Linked DNA regions of Homo sapiens: region 2 is linked to region 1. A link is an interaction called in ENCODE POLR2A ChIA-PET data of the cell type or tissue named here. Cell type or tissue: PC-9. All regions are shown on one strand.

What was found. ChIA-PET counts read pairs that join two places held together with the same protein. Peaks named below come from ENCODE experiments on the same cell type or tissue, not always from the same donor. Only the 100,000 strongest peaks of a DNase experiment are listed, where the experiment ranks them.
Region 2: POLR2A ChIA-PET joins it to region 1 with 6 read pairs; 3 of 35 experiments call an interaction of 5 or more read pairs at or near these places.

The regions. Positions count from the first base shown.
Region 1 is chr1:201,795,661-201,798,160 of GRCh38, reverse strand. The region is part of intron 19 of NAV1 (neuron navigator 1); the gene reads right to left. The region is part of intron 2 of IPO9-AS1 (IPO9 antisense RNA 1); the gene reads left to right. Among named protein-coding and RNA genes, the nearest start is that of MIR1231, 12 kb to the left of the region's middle. In PC-9, no CTCF peak of the experiment used is centred here; no DNase peak of the experiment used is centred here.
Region 2 is chr1:201,596,791-201,599,290 of GRCh38, reverse strand. The region is part of intron 2 of NAV1 (neuron navigator 1); the gene reads right to left. Among named protein-coding and RNA genes, the nearest start is that of NAV1, 59 kb to the right of the region's middle. In PC-9, no CTCF peak of the experiment used is centred here; a DNase peak (open chromatin) is centred at 1,200.

The DNA.
Region 1 (2,500 bases):
TATACAGGGTGAAACAGTGAGGAATCAAAGATGATTCTCGTATTAGAGGCTTGGGCAACCAGGCAAATGATAATACCTGAGATACGCAAACTGCAGAAGGGAAAAGGTTGGCTTGTGTGTTTGTTGTAAGTGGGGTGAAGGGGATGACTTTAATTTTGGACATATTAAGTTAGAGATATCTCTATGAGGTCAACTAAGTGGAAACATCCAAACGTGGTTGGAAGTAAAGGTCTGGAACTCAGGAGACTGATATGGATAGAAATACAGATTAAGAAGAGATTGTAAAACCAATTGAGCTGATAAGTGAGCCCAGCAAGTCTGCAGGATATAAGATCAATGTGCAAAAAATCAATTGTATTTTTATACACTAGTAATCTATAACTCAAAAGAGAAATTAAGAAAACAATTCAGTTTAGAACAGTATAAAAACTAAGTTTAACAAAATAAGTACAAGGTTCATATGCTGAAAAACTGCAAAATATCACTGAAAGAAATGAAAGAATATTTAGATAAAGGCATGCCTGTTCATGGATTGGAAGACTTAACATTGTTAAGAGGCAATACTCTCTAAATTGATATACAGATTCAATGCAATCCCTAGCAAAATTCAATCTGAGATTAACAAACGAATCCTGAAATTCACATGGAAATGCAAAGGACACAGAGTAGCCAAAACAACCTTGAAAAAGAACAAAGTTGGAGGACTCACACTTCCCAATTTCCAAACTTACTACAAAGCTACAGTAATCAAAACAATGTGGTACTGGCCAAGGATAGACATATAGAAGAATGGAATAGAACTGAAAGTCTAGAAAGAAACTCATATAGAAGAATGGAATAGAACTGAAAGTCTAGAATGAAACTCATATATGTATAGTCAATTGATTTCCTAGAGTGCCAAGACAATTCAGTGGGGGAAAAAATAGTCTTTTCAGCAAATGATGCTGGAACAACTGGATATTCTCATGTAAAAGAATGAAGTTAGACTGCCTACCTCATACCATGTACAAAAATTTACTAAAAATGGAACAAAGACCTAAAACTAAAAAAAAATTTAGAAGGAATTCCAGGAGTAAGTCTTCATGACCCTGGATTAGGCAATAATTTCTTAGATACAGCACCTAAAGCACAAGTAGCCAAAGGAAAAAACTAGATAAATGATGCCTCATGAAAATGGAAAACTTTTGTTCTTCAAAGAATATTTTCAAGAAAGCAAAACAGCAACCCATACAATGAGAGAAACTATTTTTCAAATCATGTGTCTGATAAGGGTCTAATATTCAGAATTATTAAAAAACTCTTAAAGCTCAACAACAAAAGACAAATAACCTGATTTTAAAAGTGGGCCAAGGATTTGAATACACATTTCTCCATAAAGACATACAAATAGCAAATAAGCACATGAAAAGATGCTTGGTATTAGCCATTAAGAATATGAAAATCAAAACCACAACGAGATACCACCTCACACCCACTAAGCTAGCTATTACAAAAAAGAGGTCAGTAAGTGTTAGCAAGAATGTGGAGCTATAAGGGCTGGGTGTGTGGCTCACGCCTGTAATCCCAGCACTTTGGGACGCCGAGGTGGGCGGATCACTGCAGGTCAGGAGTTCGAGACTAGCCTGGCCAACATGGTGAAACCCTGTCTCTACTAAAAATGCAAACAAATAATTAGCTGGGTGTGGTGGCGGGCACCTGTAATCCCAGCTTCTCAGGAGGCTGAGGCAGGAGAATTACTTGAACCTGGGAGGCGGAGGTTGCAGTGAGCCAAGATTGCACCATTGCACTCCAGCCTGGCCAACAGAGTGAGACTCCATCTCAAAAAAACAAAAACAAAGAATGTGGAGATATCGGCACCCTCATATGCTGCTGACAGGAATGTAAAATGGTGTAGCTGCTCTGGAAAACAGCTTGCCAATTCCTCAAAAAGTCAAACATAGAGTTACCATATGACCCAGCAATTCCACTTCTAGGTATATACCCCAGAGAACAAAAAACATATGTCCACACACAAACTTGTACATGAATGTTTATGGCAGCATTATTCATAATAGGCAAAAAGTGAAAACAACTCAATGCCTACCTATCAACTGATGAACAGCTAAACAAACTGTGGTATATCCACACAATGGAATATTATTCAGCCACAAAAAGGAATGAAGTGTGGATACATGACACAACATGGATGAGTCTTAAAAACACTTTGCTAACATGGTGAAACCCCATCTCTACTAAAAATACAAAAATTAGCCAGGCATGGTGGCATGCGCCTGTAGTCCCAGCTACTTAGGAGGCTGAGGCAGGAGAATTGCTTGAACCTGGGAGGCGGAGGCTGTGGTAAGCTGAGATCACGCCACTGCACTCCAGCCTGGGCAACAGAGTGAGACTCCGACTCAAAAAAAAAAAAAAAAAGGAAAATAAGTACTAAAAATTGTAAGTTGGATTTTGGAAAAATGGGAGTCACTGGTGACTGCAGTGAAAGTGTTTTTGGTAGAATGAT
Region 2 (2,500 bases), 200 kb after region 1:
CAAAAGGAAGTCCTCCTCTAGCCATAAAGATTGGGGTTGGATACAAGAAAATGACATGAGGAGGAGCTGGGAACCTTGAATCACGTGATCCAAAGAGAGTGTGACCTCATTGTCCCAGAGGGTTCTCCTTGCAGGGTTTTGCCTCCTGGGGGGCCCAACCTGGCCAGCTAAGCCCAAGTGGGGAGGCTGTCAGGGTGGGTGACTGTCAGCAGGCAGAGATCTGGCCTTATGCCTCCCCATATGCTAAGTGGGGCCAACAAAAGTCCTGTCCCCACTAGAGGCTCCAGAAATGTTTTCTGAATGACAGGCAGCTCCTTCCTGATGCCAATGCCCCACCTGATAATGATCATCTGTCCAGAGGCAGGGGGAGGGATGTCATGGCCTCTGTATAGCCTATCAGCTCCAGGGTAAGCCACAGAAAACAATAACACCCCCCTCCCACTTACTTCTGTCCCCAAACTGAAGACTCGGGTTCCTCATGGCCGGGACCCTACCAGCTTGTAGTTTCACAGCCTTTTTAAAATGGCAACACGATGACTGCCCTCACCCACTGCTTTTACTGCATCCATTAGCTCAGCTCCTTCTAGTCGGGGGAAGGCAATTGACAGATGATGAACTTGAGGTTTGGAGAGTGTGAGAGATTGTCCAAGGTCACAGCTCCACCCCCTGCTCCTATTCCAGGCGAAGCACATCCAGTTGGTCCTGTGGTCCTGCCAGTTTTCTTGGCCCTTGCTCTCTGGTCTTACCACCCTAACTCAGGCAGTTCCGATTCCTCACCAGGACACACACTTTGTTCTCCCGGCCCCACGCCGCATGGCCCACTCACACCATTTCCACCCTGAGGCCAAAAAGACCTGATCGAATTGTGGTTCTGATAACGACCCTCCTACGGGGTAAAATCAAGTTTCTTGGGGGTCCTCTAAGATCCTCCAGCACTTGATTCCTCCCTATTTCCCAGACTCATCTCTCTGCCCTGCCTCATTCTTTATCTTCAAGTTTTACTGAATAGTTTATCATTTATCCACACACCACGAGGTTTCAAGCTTATCCTTAGCTAATTTCTATTCATCCTCCAAGCTCAGCTCAGACGTCATCCCTTCCAGGAAGGCCTCTCTGACCTTCTGTAAGTGGCCCTGAGCTGCCAGAGCACTGTGTACATAGCGTTGGCTGCTCAGTCACCAGGTATACCTGGCTCATCTCCAAAGCTGCCTTCTTGAAGAACACTTAGCTTTGGCCACCTGGCGCCTGGTATCATGCCTGGCACGTAGTAGACACTCAGTATATATTGGAGGCATTGACGACATCTTGACGCCCAGGCATCCTGCAGCTGAACTCCCTCCCCTTGCTCCCTGGCCAAGGTGGGTGGGGCCTACTTCCCCGACTCTGCTCTCTGGAATCTGGGGCAATGGAGTTGGGCAGGAGATGGCACACCTCACAGGGGAGGGGCCTGCCTCACCTCGTCACACTGGGCCAGGACATCACGGGCACAGCAGGAGGAAATGAGACACAGCTGCCAAGGAAACAGACCAGGAAATCTTCCCCGCGGAACAGGAAGCAGGTGGAGCATGGGGGCTGAGCTTCCGCAGGAGTGTGAGGGAGGAAACCCGGCTCCTGTGCCTCAGGTCCTCCCAGCTTGGCCCTCAGCCTGGTGGAGCAGGGGCTCTGCAGCCTGTGGGAAGGGGTCCTTATGGACTCCCAGCTTGGCCCTCAGCCCGGTGGAGCACGGGCTCTGCAGCCTGTGGGAAGGGATCTTTGCAGATCCTCTTCTCAGGCTTTAACCAGCGGGCCCCAGGGGCATGTTAGGAGATTATGTGATAGTCTGTAGTTTGCACAGTGAGCCTTGACCAGGAAGCCCCCAGGAAGACAGCTTAGCTGTCTTCAGAGTGAGGCCGGAGGGGAAGAAGGAGAGTGTAGGGGGGTATTTGGCCAAGGCCAATGTGTGTGAATCCTGAGAAATGCTGGGTGCCTTAGCTGGGTGAAGGCTGGGAAGCCAGATGGGACTGCAGAAGACCTAGAATGCTCCCTCTCCTCAACCCCCTTCACTGATTCTCCTCTTCGTCCTTAACTTCTCATCACAAGATCGCTTCCTCAGTGACCATTTCCCTAACCTCCTAGACTAGACCAATGTTCTCGTTGCTTCTCCCTTGTTAAAACCCACCCTGCCAGGCCAGGCACGGTGGCTCACGTCTGTAATCCCAGCACTTTGGGAGGCCGAGGCAGGAGGATCACTTGAGGTTAGGAGTTTGAGACCAGCCTGGCCAACATGATGAAACTCCATCTCTACTAAAAATACAAAAATTAGCTGGGTGTGGTGGTGGGCACCTGTGATCTTAGCTACTCAGGAGGCTGAGGCAGGAGAATTGTTTGAACCCAGGAGGCGGAGGTTGCAGTGAGCCGAGATTTCGCCATTGCACTCCAGCCTGGGCAACAAGAGCAAAACTCCATCTCAGAAACAAACAAACAAACAAACAAACAAAAAACAAACAAACTAAAAAAACAA